Regions from separate parts of the Mus musculus genome. Here region 1 is linked to region 2. The links are chromatin loops, found by intact Hi-C in ENCODE. Cell type or tissue: gastrocnemius. All regions are shown on one strand. Links, peaks and the distances in the headings refer to the core of each region. The heading gives the core; the rest is flanking DNA.

What was found. Peaks named below come from ENCODE experiments on the same cell type or tissue, not always from the same donor. Only the 100,000 strongest peaks of a DNase experiment are listed, where the experiment ranks them.
Region 1: a loop joins it to region 2, with 4 times the contacts of the local background. A loop is called at or near these places in 13 of 42 quality-filtered maps.

What each region holds. Positions count from the first base shown.
Region 1 is chr7:75,855,387-75,863,717 of GRCm38, forward strand. The region is part of intron 1 of Klhl25 (kelch-like 25); the gene reads left to right. Among named protein-coding and RNA genes, the nearest start is that of Klhl25, 11 kb to the left of the region's middle. In gastrocnemius, for the core only: no CTCF peak of the experiment used is centred there; DNase peaks (open chromatin) are centred at 4,690, 6,196, 6,711, 6,913 and 1 more place; H3K27ac peaks cover 789 bases.
Region 2 is chr7:75,756,661-75,764,991 of GRCm38, forward strand. No RefSeq gene overlaps it. Among named protein-coding and RNA genes, the nearest start is that of AU020206, 21 kb to the right of the region's middle. In gastrocnemius, for the core only: no CTCF peak of the experiment used is centred there; DNase peaks (open chromatin) are centred at 3,598, 4,794, 5,635 and 5,841.

The DNA.
Region 1 (8,331 bases), core at 42-8,041, 99 kb after region 2:
TCACTTGATGCCTAAAGCAGGGCATATTTGTTTGCGGACATACAGGGGGCTTGCTCAGTGACTTCTTGTGTCTACAGTTTTCTTTTCCTTTTTTTTTTTAGACTGGGTCTTATGCAGCCCAGGCTGGTCTCATACTATCATGCTTTGCAGTCAAGGATGACCTTAAACATCCATCATCTTGCCCTTACCCCCTAAAGAATGAGATTACAGGTGTGTGACCCCATTTTCTGTCCATGCAGCTCTGGCCATCAAGCCCTGAGTTCTGTGCATGTTAAACAAACAGGACCAACTAGCTACATGCCAGCCCGGCAGTTTTCTTTGAAGTATAAAAGAGGCCTTTGCTGAATTCCTCTAGGGAATTGCACGTGAAGCCAGTTGGGGGGGAAGGGGGGTGTCATGCAGCTATGGAGGGAGCCTAGGGGACAGAAGTTGGAGCTTTATTAAAATTACTGAGCTCCCATTGGATGCTACCTACTCTGCTAAGTGCAAGGCACAGAGATGAGTAAGAACTGTTGGCACCTAGTGGGTTGTCCCTTAACCTTTGGACAAATCCTCCATCTGCCTTTCCTGGTTTCAGTCTCGAGGGCCCCTAGGGCTTACAGGGTAGCCTTCCCCATCTTCAGCTTCACTCTCTGTAGCGTCACTCACTTTTCTGAGGTCAAGTGGTTTGAAAATACCAAGTGGAAAATTCCAAAAGTAAGTGGTGGACAAGTTTTACTGGGTGTGGTGGCCCAGGCTGGCTTCAAACTAGCAATCTTCCAGCCCCAGCTTCCCGGGTTGTAGGATTACAGGAGGAGACCACTACTGCCACGCTGGTCTCTCACCGTGCCTAATTTATAAGATTTGGGATCAAACGCAAGGCCTTAGGCTTGTTTAGCGAGCACTTTACTGACGGAGCACTCTGTCTTCTCAGCCTAGAAAGCTGTCGTTGCTTTGCTTTTTGAGGTTAGGTCCACCCTAAGGGCAACTGTGTGGACGTGAGGGTACGTGCGCATGTGGGTTCCTGCGAGGTGAGAGCTTGTTGACCTTGGGTGTCAAACAAGCACTGTCTACCTTGGTGGTTTTGAAATATGACCTCACGGTGACCTGGAACTTACCAAATAAGTTAGGCTGAGCAGCCAATGAGCCCCAGGTTCTACCTGTCTCTGCCTCACTAGGGCTGAGAGCTGAGAGTGTGTCGTCCCACACATGGCTTTTTTTGTTTGTTTTTTGTTTTTCGAGACAGGGTTTCTCTGTGTAGCCCTGGCTGTCCTGGAACTCGCTTTGTAGACCAGGCTGGCCTCAAACTCAGAAATCCACCTGCCTCTGCCTCACGAGTGCTGGGATTAAAGGCGTGCACCACCACGCCCGGCCACACGTGGCTTCTTAATGTGGGTCTTGGGATGCAGTTCAGGCCCTCATGCCTGCATTGAGCTCTTTATCAATTGAGCCATGATCATCCCAGGGCGATCAGCCATTGCACCTGTAACCTTGTCATGTAGGGCCACCTCTCCACAGAATAAGACCACCAGTGGGATGAGGGGCTCTGTCTGAGAATTCTGCCTGCCCAGGGCTAGTGCTGCTGGTGAACGGAGGAGCTGGCGGCAGTGATGGCAGGGGACTGAACCATTAGTGTGTCCCACTGCCGGGCTCTTGACACGCTCCAGTTTAATTACAGGATAGAAGCTCAAAGATAGGACACACGTTTAACTACTACTGTTTTCCAGATGAGAAAACCAGGTATCTTGATCAGCCTGGGATTTGGAGCTGGGGCACTTGTCACACAGCTCTTCTGTCAGGCTGCTTGAGGTTGGTGTCCCCTGCTGGGCTTGTGTGCTTTATGGACGGACCACCCTCCAAGAGCATCACTGGAGAACTGAAAATGACTCATTTTGTTTATAGATAAGGACTCACTCTTAGCTCAGATTGTCCACTAAATTAATATATAGCCCAGGCTAGCCCAGAACTAAATGATTGATTCTCTGCCTCTCAATTATTGGCAATGTATGTGTGAACCACCTGGCTTAAATGAATAAACATGGGGCCGGTAGAGATGGCTCAGTGGTTAGGGGCATTTGCTGCCCCTGCAGATGACCTGGATTGGGCTCTCAGCACCCACGTGGCTGCCCATTACCATCTGTAAACCCCAGTTCCAGGGAAGCTCATGCCCATTTGTGGCCCCCAAGGCACCAGGCAAGCAGGCGGTCCATAAACACATTCAGGGACAAACACTCATACACATAAAAATAATGTGTTTTTAAAATGTAGGTGTGAAACATACTGATTATACCTTAACATGACCAACAGTGGGAGCCTGCCGTGCAGGTATACAATAGGCCTCTGGACATGTCCGTTCTTACTCCAGTGGATAGCACTGACATGGGACTTATTGAGCATCTAGCACATACAAAGGGGACACAGAATCCCACCCTTGGAGCTGCAGACAGAGTGAAGCACAGTAGGCCACGGTGGCTGTCAGAAGCAGGTCCCTGTGCTCCAGCAGAACAGAGGGTGTGTTCATGTAAGAGACAGACAGATGCCCCTCTTGCTATGGGTGCAGTGCATAGTGAGTGTCTGGAAATGCCTGTCGAGTTGGTTTTCTCAGGCTCTACTGTGTATAAGGTGTGCTGAACAACCAAGAAGCTGGGGGTGTGAGGCAGAGGGATTGTGTGTGTGGGGGACTTGAGAGGGAGGGTGGGAGGGGAAAAAGCTGGGGTAGGCTGTAGATCTGGAGAGGAGAGAACGGGTTGAATAAGACTTGAACATCCAAATTCATTGAAGGCCTTTGAGCAGGAGAGGTTGAACGTGTGCAAGCATCTATGACTGAGGGGCTGTTTATGGGCATCCATGTATTTGCTGTAAGTATGCATATGTCTGTAATTTGAAGAGACCAGGAAATGTCAGCTGTGAGGCCCAAAGCATGGTCCTGTCCTTTGCTGAGGGAAGCCTGTCGTTTAGGAGGAGAGGGAGTTGATGCTGTGGCGAGAGACTTCTGACAGTGACAGGAGCAATGGACCTGCTGGGCATCTGAGGGCACCTGAGGGATTCCGGCAGCCCAGTGACTGCCAGGTGCTGCAGGCTGGGGGTGGGGAGGAAGAACGTGAAGAAGTGTGGGCCACAAGGCTCACAGCTCATGGTGCTTGGATGCGGGAGGTCCCGGGCTCAGCTGATCTTGATACTGACTCCAGTCCCATCTTGGGTGTGTGCGTGTCAGTTATCCCCCTCCAACACATCCCTACTGGAGTTTCTGTAGGTTCCAGAGAAAGCGTGGTTAATATGGAGGAGTTTTGCAAACCACTGTTAGGGTGAAGCTCCCTTGAGGGCCCCCAGATCAAAACAGTTTTCCCAGTAATGCTGAGGCATCGCCTGCCTTGCTAGCTTTCTCCTGGTGCACAACACAGGGAGCCAGTGTCTTCCACGTGACCCACGCACCAGGTTACAGAACCTGCTCGGTAAAGGATGCAGTCAAGGTGAAGCTGGGAATGTGGCAGAGTACAAAATTCATTGATACGGGTCAAATCCCACACTTCAGTGGCACATAAAGAAACCGCCACTGCTCAGGGAAGAGTGGCCCTGGTTATCCGAAGAGGCTGTATCTGGGTGAGACTGACGTTTTTTCATGTCCTGTAATCAGCATCACATATCTTAGCAGACTGAAGCCTACAGCAAGGAGAATTCAGCCAGTCAGCGCTGTGGAGAAAGTTTCAAATTGATTTATGGAAAGCAACTCTGCCTATGCGAAAATCTCTCTCTCTCTCTCTCTCTCTCTCTCTCTCCTCTTGCCCCCCCCCCCCCAGGAGTGTGTGTGAGTGCGTGTGTGCATGCGTACTCGCGCTCTCACGTGTGTATGAAGGTGTGTAGTACTACTTTACCGCAGAGACCCATGCAAAGGTAGCTATCAGACCCGTCGTGAGCACTGAGGCTCCTGGCTCTTTGGAGACACCTCATCCGTCTGTGGATGCTCCTGTCTGAGTGAACTGAAGGAAGATTGCTAGGACTGGAAATGTTGGGTGAGGCAAAGGGGACCTGGTTGATCTCCTAAGAGGTGGTGCTGGCTGCCTTCTTCCTTGTGCTCCTAGACAAGCTGGGGGCCAGTGAGGTGGCTGCCATCAAGCCTGAAGACCACAGTTCCATCCTTGGGACCCACATGGTTTATGGAGACCCACCAGTATCTGCAAGTTGCTCTCTGGTTTCCACATTCAATTCGTGGCACATATGTTCCCAACTCCAAAGATAAGAATACATATAAATGTTTAATTAAGAGAGAGTGAGTATGCAAGCTGAGTCTTGGAGCGTGTATGTTCTTTGGGATTGGCAACATGATCTTCATGGAAGCCAGGGCTCATGGAGACAGAAGGCAATCCTCTCCAGGGACATGACCAGTTATTTTAATCTCATTTATTGTTTTCTGCTCGCTTGTATCGCCCTTACTCCAGGAGGCTCATAGATTTTAATATCCAGGCCAGTGTGTTCCTAATGAGTCCATCTGTGGGGCCAGATTGCTGGAGAGGCAGCCTCTTTCTGAGTATCCACGAACCTGCGAGCCCTACAACCCTACAGAGTGTCTGGTGTTGTGTGTAGGGCGGTGCACTGTGCACTGTTCCTTCTCAGGCTCGCTGACTAAGTGAGAGGAAGGAAATGATTGCGTCAGAGGGGAGAACCTGAGAGAGAGAGCTCAGGTTGCTTTTCTCTGGCTGGAGTGCTCTCCATTGGCCTTGCTCCCATCTGGAGCTACCGCTGGTTATGGAGATCTGGGCCCAAGACAGTGGAGGGGAGCAGGTGGTGGTGTGTGCAAGCTAAGTACCCGCTGCTGCCTGCCCTGATGGCCTTGAGTCTGTGCTAGCTAGCTCTCAGGGCTGGAAGAAGCCTCTTTGCTGTAGGGACAGCAGAAGCATGGCAGAAGCGTGGCCTGGCACACGGAACTTGCAATACAATGCAATACATCTGTCTTTCTTATCCCAAGAATTTATCTCAGGAGAAAACAGCCACCAAAGTGATGAGACTTGGATTTGGTGTAAACATGAAAATACAAATCCTTCAAACACCTGAGAACGGATTCCGGAAGAGTCTTGTGTGAGGTGGAGGTTAAAACCGGCATGACGGAGTGGGGATAATGGCTGTGATCTGAGTCTTCATGAGTTTTCCATGGGGCTAGGTAGTTTACCTGTGCCATGTGCCCAGCCCCACTATAACCAGTTAGAAATGTTTATCTGTGGTTAATTTTACTTGTTCTTGCTGCCTCTTCCCACCCCCCTTCCCTATGCCGTTTAGTTTTTACCATTTATGTATTTTGTGTATGTGTACGTATATTTGTGTATGTGTTCATATATGCGGAGATCAGAAAGTTAACAAGCGTTGGTTCCCTTCTTCCACCATGAGGGTTCTGGGGATCAAATTTAGGCATCAGGCTTGGCAGCCAGCATCTTAACCCACTGGGCCATCATTCTGACATAAACTTGATAGTTTAGTTGTAGCCGAAGGTGACCTTGAACTTCTGATCCTGCTGCCTCTAAATTGTCTTCTGAGAATGCAGGTGCATGGTATCACATCCCAATTTATGAAGTGCTGACATCAAATCCAGGGCCATTGGTGTGCAAGCCCTCTGCAAACTGAGCTATAGTCACAGCCTATTATTACTTAGAAGAATAATTGTTTGGGTGGTTTGTAGGCATGTTCTGCACCACTTGCATGCCTGGTGTCTGAGGAGCCCAGAAGAAGGCACTGGGGCCACTGGAGCTGTAGTTCTGATGGTTCTGATCTGCCCGGTGGATACCTGGCAGCCAGTGCCCTCCCCCCCATTACATTTTAATACCCTGGGTCCATTGGTATCTGCCTTATATGAGGAAAGAAAATGCTGTCATTGTGTTTTGTATGTCTAAGAATGGACTATTTTACCCCTAAGTAGGGGCAGCACCCTATCTGCCTCTGCACTCACTTACATGGAAATGCCAGGATTCAGGGATATTGTTCTAGGGGCTGTCACCTTCAATCTTACTCATTACTGTTGCTTTGTCCTTTATGGCAGAGCTCCTGAGTGTGCGTGTTGCTCTAGGCAGGACCCAGGCAGAGGTGGGCACAAAGCATCTTGAATGAGTATGTCTGGGCATGTGGATCCAACAGCTTTTATGCAAGGCATTGGAGAGCAGCTGGCCAATTCCATACACCCTTTTGGGTTGGTGGACAACTCTGGGCAACTGGCCTATCCTGTCCCTAAGGCAGCACTTTTGGACACACACAGAGAGCAGTGACCCGAGGCAGCTCCATACTTGCCACCGAGCTCAGGATAGATATGGATTCATTACTGCTATGGATGTCTTGGGGCACAGGACACAATGGAGTGTTCCTTGTCTTAACTAGATAGAGCCTGGGGGAGAAGGGGTGTTGCTTTGTGCAGAGAGAGCAGTCTTGATTCCTGAATCTAGTGACATGCCAGGCTAAGGCCTTCCTCTCCAACCTTGTTCAGGGCAAGTATGTCAAATCTGGAGTCCAGTGGCGTGCCTTCCCTAGCCTTGTTGTGTTGGGCTCACATAGAGGTTGTAGGGACCTAAGCCAGAGACCTGGTTCTGCCCCAGTGCCTGTGGGCCTTTGGGCAAATGTGCTAAGGTCTCTGCCTGCTTTCCCAACCTGTGCAGATAGGATTGCCTTGAGGCTGAGGCCCGGGGTTAGATGGGTTAGCACACAGGGCTGCCTGCCAACATTTCTATCTGCACTGCAGGCTCTCATCTGAGTTACAGGACTACTGGGGCATATGGCAGATTACTCCTGCCTTTCTCTGGCCAGGGAAGCTGTGGGACTGGTTTTGGCCCCTGAGCTAAGAATGAAATGTGTGTCCTTCCAGGGCAGACTCTTAATCAGCAGTGCCATGGACGGGTTTTCCCTCTGACCCAGTGACTGGTGGCATGGTGACAGTTCTTTGGGTCTCTGGGAGTGACCCAAAAGTGGCGTCAGTAAGATGACGATTACCACAAGTGTGTGTTTCTGCCAAGACACTGCCATCTGAGGGGCGTTGGCTGACACAGTGTATCCTCACAGGTCCTGACCAAAAAAGGTTGTATTTGGGTCTCAGGATTAAAAGTTATACTTGAAATGCCCAGGAATGGTGTCACTGGGGGTGGGGAGTGGAGAGAAAGCCAGTGTTAGATCTTCCTTCCACAGTTACTTTTCCCTGTGTGTGTGTGTGTGTGTGTGGGCCAGCACCTGAAGGAGAGGGCGGAGCAGCAGGAGGGACGGTGGGCGGGGCAAGGGGAGCAAAGGACGAGGCCACTCGTGAAGAGTTAGCAATGAACCTGTTACGTTCTCATTTGTTTATTTTCAAAGATTTACTTCCTTATTTTATGCTTATTGATTTTTCTGCATGCATGTACACCTCCATGCCAGAAGAGGGCATCCCATCCCAGTATAGATGGTTGTGATCCACCATGTGGTTGCTGGGAATTGAACTCAGGACCTCTGGAAGAGCAGACATTGCTCTTAGCCACTGAGCCATCTCTCCACACCCTCTTCACTTTTTCTTTCTTTCCTTTTTTTTCCTTCTTTTTTTTCTTGAGACAGAGTTCCTCTGTTTATCCGAGCCCTTGCCTTTCCTGGACTCACTTTGAAGACCAGTTTGGCCTCGAACTCACAGACATCCACCTCCTTCAGTGTCACGAGTGCTGGAATTAAAGGTGTGTACCACCATGCCCGGTCTTTCTTTAAAAATTTGTAAGCACAGCATGGCTCGGTTACTTGGCACTGACCCGTTGGCCCCTTTCTGACCAGGACTCCCTGCAGGGTCCTTTGTAATATTGCTTTATACTTGCTTGGATTTCAGAGACCTTAAGCTTTTCTCTCCTGCCATGTTCTGTCCCCGAGAAGGCAGAGCTGCTGTCCTGGGAAAGGCCGGGTGAGGTCCATGTTCTGAACTGTTCCAGGATTTCCCCTCTATAGTGGAGAAAGTACCAGTCTTGATGGTGTCCATCCATGTGTGAAACTCCCAGTTCCCACTATAGTCAGCCTGGAACTTGGTTATCAATTATGGAGGCTAATGTGGGGTTGTCAGGTGCTGAGTGCATAGGGTTGGGGTAGAGCTGGGTGTGGTTTCACATGCCTGTTATCTCAGCAGTTACAGGCTGAGGATTGCATGTTTGAGGCTTGCCTGAGCTGCACAGTGAAGCCCTGTATGGAAAAAACAAAGTCTGTGCTCTTTTGCCCATTCTAAGGCATTTCTTACCTCCCTCCCTTCCTAACTTTGTGTGCAGGCAAGCTGGGGAGGTGAGCCGGTGTGGAGAACTCACTTGTGTCCTCACTGATCTATATGGGGTATGATGTCATGGGCATGCCTAGGAGAGGCTAGCACAGCACAGCTGATCTTGA
Region 2 (8,331 bases), core at 49-8,048:
TTTTTTTGTTGTTGTTTTTGTTTTTTTTGTTTTTGTTTTTTTTTCGAGACAGGGTTTCTCTGTATAGCCCTGGCTATCCTGGAACTCACTTTGTAAACCAGGCTGGCCTCGAACTCAGAAATCCACCTGCCTCTGCCTCCCGAGTGCTGGGATTAAGGTGGAAACCATTGTGTCTTAGTCAGGGGTTTTCTTCCTGCACAAAACATCATGACCAAGAAGCAGGTTGGTGAAGAAAGGGTTTATTCAGCTTACACTTTCCACATTGCTGTTGATCACCAAAAGATGCAGGACTGGAACTCAAGCAGGTCAGGAAGCAGGAGCCGATGCAGAGGCCATGGAGGAATGTTACTTACTGGCTTGCTTCCCCTGGCTTGCTCAGCTTGCTTTCTTATAGAACCTGTCAGAGACCATCCCGTGAGAAAGTGAGCCCTTCACAATCTCCCTAACAGGCCAAATGGCCTTGTACTAAGAGCTGGTTATCACCCCCCTTCCTTCCTATTCCTTTCTTGGCACCTGAGGCTGTAAAAGCTAAATTATAGTCCCCTCTTCCCTATCTCTTCCTGAGTTCCCATGCTATCCAAGGACATAAGTCACGCCTGAGCCCAGCCTGACCCCCAAGGCTGTCAAGGAGGATCAATGTTCCAGAAATAAGATCCAGAGTGCCCGATGCCTGGCGCCTGACTTCGGCCCCCATGTCAGCAGATGCCCACTTCTTTGTTCTTTGTATAATTCTCCCTTGACCCCTCCCATATTCCCCGCGATGTATGCTTTAAAAAGAAGGCACCTCAGCCTAATAAACGAGACCTTGATAGGTTGACATATCTACTTGGTCCTCCGACTTTCTTTCTTTTATTCCCATTTCCTTCCAGGTTCGAGGTCCCCCTCGCACCCACGAATAACTGAATCCCGCGGGACAGGATAAGAACCCAGGACTACCAGCCCAGGGATGGCACCACTCACAATGGGCCCTTCCACCCCTTGATCACGAATTGAGAAAATGCCTTACAGCTGGATCTCACAGAGGCATTTCCTCAAGGGAGGCTCCTTTCTTTGTGATAACTCCAGCTTGTGTCAAGTTGACACACAAAACCAGCCAGTAAACATTGCTAAGACAAGTGTGTGTGTATGGGGAGGAGGGTGAAGGACACAACTTGTGTCATGAAATGCATGTGGATATCAGAGGACAGCCTTATGGAGTGAGTTATCTCCTTCCAAACCTTTACATGGATGGATTCCAGAGATGAACTCTCAGGGCTTCGGGCTTGCACACACCCCTTCACCCGCTAAGTCGCCTCACTAATCCCTGTCATTTTTGAGGCAAAGTATCACTAAGTAATTCAAACTGGCCAGAAACTCACTATGTAGCCCAGGCTGGGCCTCAAACTCAAGAAAATCCCCCTGCCTCAGCCTCCCAAGTGTTGGGATTACGTTTGTAAACTACTATGCCCCGTCGTTTTTTAGACATTTCAAGCACTATGTGTAAGTCTTAAAATGGAGAGATCCATTTTAAGAAATACCCAGGGGGCCTAGCAAACACAAAAGTGGATGCTCACAGTCAGCTAATGGATGGATCACAGGGCTCCCAATGGAGGAGCTAGAGAAAGAACCCAAGGAGCTAAAGGGATCTGCAACCCTATAGGTGGAACAACATTATGAACTAACCAGTACCCCGGAGCTCTTGACTCTAGCTGCATATGTATCAAAAGATGGCCTAGTCGGCCATCACTGGAAAGAGAGGCCCACTGGACACGCAAACTTCATATGCCCCAGTACAGGGGAGTGCCAGGGCCAAAAAGGGGGAGTGGGTGGGTAGGGGAGTGGGGGTGGGTGGGTATGGGGGACTTTTGGTATAGCATTGGAAATGTAAATGAGCTAAATACCTAATAAAAAATGGAAAAAAAAAAAAAGAAATACCCAGGACCTCTGGCAAAATCACAGCCATGTTTAGAGTAGAACATTCCCAGTTCCTGGAGAAGTTGAAGATAGAAGCAGATGTAATGGTTTGAGTAGGTATGGCCCCCAAAGGCTTGTGGTTGAATGCTTGGCCCATAGAAAGTGGCACTATTAGGAGGTGTGGCCTTGTTGGAATAGGTGTGGCTTGTTGGAGAAAATGTGTTACTGTTCTGGTGGGCAGGCTTTGAGGTCTCATATATATGTCCACGCTATGCTTAATGTATCACAGTCTCCTGCTGCTGCCTGCCAACCAAGATGGGGAACTCTCAGCTTCTCCAGCTCCGCTGGAACTGTAAGCCAATCCCAATTAAGTGTTCTTCTTCAGAAGAGTTGCCTTGGTCGAGAGGTCTCTTCACAGCAATGGAAACCCTAACTAAGACAGTGGGGTATGCCAGCCAGGAAGGCCTTGTAACAGGTAGGAACTGAAGGATGGATGTCAAGGCGATCCTAGCAGCTAGGTCTACTTTGATTGTTAAGTATGCACCTCAGCCACTGTGTGTGTGTGTGTGTGTGTGTGTGTGTGTGTGTGTGTGTGTGTGTGTATGTGGGTGTGTGTGGGTGTGGGTGTGGGTGTGGGTGTGGGTGTGGGGGGTGGGGTCAAACCTAACACCCTTCCTCCTACAAGTGGTTTGTTGCAGACATGAACATGGAGCATGTTGCAGACATGAACATGTTGAACATGTTGCAGACATGAACATGGAAACCTTGGTGATTCTAAATGTTCATTCTTAATAAGTAAAAACACAAGAATTTTTTATAATAGTCTGTCCCCTAATGACACCCATGTGTCTCTTGTATCTTTTTAAGTCAAAATGACCTTACAGGTAGAGCAGGTGCAAAGCATAATGCCCCTCCACTTACAATGGGTCCCAGTAACAGCCCACACTTCCCAGAAACCCCCACCCAAGAAGACAAAGGCACTACAGATCTCCACTGTCTACCTGAATGACCACAGGAGCCCACAGAGCTGCACAGTACCAGACTACATACCACGACGAAGGAAAACCAAACAGAAAGCTCCAGGCAGATTCTATGGAATTCAGAATGCCACACTTATGAAAGGTATAAGGTTGGATGAGTGGGTGATGGTGGGTGATTGAACCGACATAAAATGAACAGAAAGGCATACAAAGACGGGCTATGCTGCTGGGCCTTTGTCAATAGAATTCCAAGGGTGTGGCCCTTTCAGTGACTTGTGCCTTTCTGTCTGACTCCCCTTGGGACTACCCATTCTTAACATGTCCCTTGCTGCTGTGAAACTTTTACTGTCTGGGCAACACTGATATTCTGGACAGGTGTCAAGTGTGTCATTTTGTTGTTAAAAAAAAAAAAAAAAAAAACTTGGAGGGGGGGAGACAGCATGAGGGAAGAGTAGTCAGGGTAGTCACAGTGTTGGGTGTGAGCTCTGTGCTGGCCTCTTCTCCCTAAGAAAAGTGACATGCTGGTAGAATCCTGGAGCCCCAGCACTTGCAGGAGTAACATTCCCATCTCCCACAGACAAAGGCCATACAGTCAAAGGCTGCGCTCTGGTGCCAAGGGACCCTGGCTCTTCCTCTGTCCACCACTGTCAGGCCTGGCAATCAGCCTCAAGGCTCTGCACGAATGTCATAGGTTGCTGGTGCCAACCCATGCCTCTGGATGCTTCTCTCCACACGAGCCGCTGCCAGCTTTGGACACCAGAGCACAGGTGACGCTGGAGAACTTCATTTCCCTGCCTAGAGTTAAGGACAACTTGAGCTGCTGCCGCCCGGGGCTGGAGCTGTCAGCTTCTGGCCCAGGCAGGAGGAACCATGCAGTGTGTGGGATAAAAAAGAGAGAGAAGATGAAAGCCCACACTGCCCTCACAGCCTGGCTAGGCATGAACCACCACTGTAAGCTCTGAGCAAATTCTTATGAAAAGACTGCTTGAGACAGGGTCTCTTTCAGCATCTTCTGTGGTGGCCCCTGAAGACTGAACCACAGGCACAAGCCACTTCTCTCAGCTTCAAGGCTCTGAGCTCACACCTCTTGCCCTGCCTGCACCACACACATCACACACAGCCTGACACAGCTGTGGTCTAGAATGAAAGGAGAAGCAGGGCTTGGTAATGCACAGATTTCCAATTCAGGTTAGCAAACGTTCCTGCCTGCAAGGGGAGCAAGGCAAGCTAACACTCATCCCTGAGCTCACAGGGCAGGGCATTCGCACTTCCAGGACCTATAACACAAACAGGTGGACAGCCTAGCTTCCATCTGCTACTGCGTCAAGATCAGCTGTGCTGTGCTAGCCTCTCCTGGGCATGCCCATGACATCATACCCCATATAGATCAGTGAGGACACAAGTGAGTTCTCCACACCGGCTCACCTCCCCAGCTTGCCTGCACACAAAGTTAGGAAGGAAGGGAGTAAGAAATGCCTTAGAATGGGCAAAAGAGCACAGACTTTGTTTTTTCCACACAGGGCTTCACTGTGCAGCTCAGGCAAGCCTCAAACATGCAATCCTCAGCCTGTAGCTACTGAGATAACAGGCATGTGAAACCACACCCAGCTCTACCCCAACCCTATGCACTCAGCACCTGACAACCCCACATTAGCCTCCATAATTGATAACCAAGTTTCAGGCTGACAATAGTGGGAACTGGGAGTTTCACACACAGATGGACACCATCAAGACTGGTACTTTCTCCACTATAGAAGGGAAATCCTGGAACAGTTCAGAACATGGACTTCGCCCAGTCTTTCCCAGGACAGCAGCTCTGCCTTCTCGGGGACAGAACATGGCAGGAGAAAAAAGCTTAAGGTCTCTGAAATCCAAGCAAGGATAAAGCAATATTACAAAGGACCCAGCAGGGAGTCCTGGTCAGAAAGGGGCCAACGGGTCAGTGCCAAGTGACCGAGCCATGCTGTGCTTACAAATTTTTAAAGAAAGACCGGGCACGGTGGTACACACCTTTAATTCCAACACTAGACACTGAGGGAGGTGGAGGTCTGTGAGTTCGAGGCCATCCTGGTCTACAAACTGAGTGCGGGAAAGGCAAGGGCTCTGATACACAGAGGAACTCTGTCTCAAGAAAAAAAAAGAAGGAAAAAAAAGGAAAGAAAGAAAAAATGAAGAGGGTGTAGAGAGATGGCTCAGTGGCTAAGAGCAATGTCTGCTCTTCCAGAGGTCCTGAGTTCAGTTCCCAGCAACCACATGGTGGATCACAACCATCTATACTGGGATGGGATGCCCTCTTCTGGCATGGAGGTGTACATGCATACAGAGAAATCAATAAGCATAAAATAAGGAAATAAATCTTTGAAAATAAACAAATGAGAACGTAACAGGTTCATTGCTAATTCTTCACGAGTGGCCTCGTCCTTTGCTCCCCTTGCCCCGCCCACCGTCCCTCCTGCTGCTCCACCCTCTCCTTCAGGTGCTGGCCCACACACACACACAGGGAAAAGTAACTGTGGAAGGAAGATCTAACACTGGCTTTCTCTCCACTCCCCACCCCCAGTGCCACCATTCCTGGGCATTTCATGTACAAGTCTTAATCCTGAGACCCAAGTACAACCTGTTTTGGTCAGGACCTGTGAGGATACACTGCAGCAGCCAACGCCCCTCAGATGGTAGTGTCTTGGCAGAAACACACACTTGTGGTAAGCTTCATCTTACTGACACCACTTTTGGGTCACTCCCAGAGACCCAAAGAACTGTCACCATGCCACCAGTCACTGGGTCAGAGGGAAAACCCGTCCATGGCACTGCTGATTAAGAGTCTGCCCTGGAAGGACACACATTTCATTCTTAGCTCAGGGGCCAAAACCAGTCCCACAGCTTCCCTGGCCAGAGAAAGGCAGGAGTAATCTGTCATATGCCCCAGTAGTCCTGTAACTCAGATGAGAGCCTGCAGTGCAGATAGAAATGCTGGCAGGCAGCCCTGTGTGCTAACCCATCTAACCCCGGGCCTCAGCCTCAAGGCAATCCTATCTGCACAGGTTGGGAAAGCAGGCAGAGACCTTAGCACATTTGCCCAAAGGCCCACAGGCACTGGGGCAGAACCAGGTCTCTGGCTTAGGTCCCTACAACCTCTATGTGAGCCCAACACAACAAGTCTGGGGAAGGCACGCCATTGGACTCCAGATTTGACATACTTGCCCTGAACAAGGTTGGAGGGGAAGGCCTTAGCCTGGCATGTCACTAGATTCAGGAATCAAGACTGCTCTCTCTGCACAAAGCAATACCCCTTCTCCCCCAGGCTCTATCTAGTTAAGACAAGGAACACTCCATTGTGTCCTGTGCCCCAAGACATCCATAGCAGTAATGAATCCATATCTATCCTGAGCTCAGTGGCAAGTATGGAGCTGCCTCGGGTCACTGCTCTCTGTGTGTGTCCAAAAATGCTGCCTTAGGGACAGGATAGGCCAGTTGCCCAGAGTTGTCCACCAACCCAAGAGGGTGTATGGAATTGGCTAGCTGCTCTCCAATGCCTTGCATAAAAGCTGTTGGATCCACATGCCCAGCCATGCTCATTCAAGATGCTTCGTGCCCACATCTGGCTGGGTCCTGCCTAGAGCAACACGCACACTCAGGAGCTCTGCCATAAAGGACAAAGCAACAGTAATGAGTGAGATTGAAGGTGACAGCCTCCAGAACAATATCCCTGAACCCTGGCATTTCCATATAGGCATGTGCAGAGGCAGATAGGGTGCTGCCCCTATGTGAGGACAAGAAATAAAAAATAAATAAAAATTTTATATGTATTTATATAGATATAGATACATATAAATATCGATATAAATATATATGTGCCATGATTTGAAGGTAGAAACCAGAGAGCAGCTCACAAACACTGGTCTCTCCTTCCAACATGTGGTTCCCACGGATGGAACTATGGTCTTCAGGCTCGATAGCAGACACTCTTACCCACTGAGCCACCTCACTGGCCCACAGTTCTTCCAGGAACACAAGGAAGAAGGCAGCCAGCACCACCTCTTGGGAGATCAACCAGGTCCCCTTTGCCCCACCCAACATTTCCAGTCCTAGCAATCTTCCTTCAGTTCACCCAGACAGGAGCATCCACAGACGGATGAGGTGTCTCCAAAGAGCCAGGAGCCTCAGTGCTCACGACGGGTCTGATAGCTACCTTTGCATCGGTCTCTGCGGTAAAGTAGTACTACACACCTTCATACACATGTGAGAGCGCGAGTACGCATGCACACACGCACTCACACACACTCATGAGGGGGGGAGCGAGAAGAGAGAGAGAGAGAGAGAGAAGAGAGAGAGAGATTTTCGCATAGGCAGAGTTGCTTTCCATAAATCAATTTGAAACTTTCTCCACAGCGCTGACTGGCTGAATTCTCCTTGCTGTAGGCTTCAGTCTGCTAAGATATGTGATGCTGATTACAGGACATGAAAAACGTCAGTCTCACCCAGATACAGCCTTTTCGGGTAACCATGGCCACTCTTCCCTGAGCAGTGGCGGTTTCTTTATGTGCCACTGAAGTGTGGGATCTGACCCGTATCAATGAATTTTGTACTCTGCCACATACCCAGCTTCACCTTGACTGCATCCTTTACCGAGCAGGTTCTGTAACCTGGTGCGTGGGTCACGTGGAAGACACTGGCTCCCTGCGTTGTGCACCAGGAGAAAGCTAGCAAGGCAGGCGATGCCTCAGCATTACTGGGAAAACTGTTTTGATCTGGGGGCCCTCAAGGGAGCTTCACCCTGACAGTGGTTTGCAAAACTCCTCCATATAAACCACGCTTTCTCTGGAACCTACAGAAACTCCAGAAGGGATGTGTTGGAGGGGGATAACTGACACGCATACACCCAAGATGGGGCTGGAGTCAGTATCAAGATCAGCTGAGCCCGGGACCTCCCGCATCCAAGCACCATGAGCTGTGAGCCTTGTGGCCCACACTTCTTCACGTTCTTCCTCCCCACTCCCAGCCTGCAGCACCTGGCAGTCACTGGGCTCAGGAATCCCTCAGGTGCCCTCAGATGCCCAGCAGGTCCATTGCTCCTGTCACTGTCAGAAGTCTCTCGCCACAGCATCAACTCCCTCTCCTCCTAAACGACAGGCTTCCCTCAGCAAAGGACAGGACCATGCTTTGGGCCTCACAGCCGACATTTCCTGGTCTCTTCAAATTACAGACATATGCACACTTACAGCAAATGCACGGATGCCCATAAACAGCCCCTCACTCATAGATGCTTGCACACGTTCAACCTCTCCTGCTCAAAGGCCTTCAATGAATTTGGATGTTCAAGTCTTATTCAACCCGTTCCCTCCTCTCCAGATATACAGCCTACCCCAGCTTCTTCCCCTCCCACCCTCCCTCTCAAGTCCCCCCCCCCACAATCCTTCTGCCTCACACCCCCAGCTTCTTGGTTGTTCAGCACACCTTA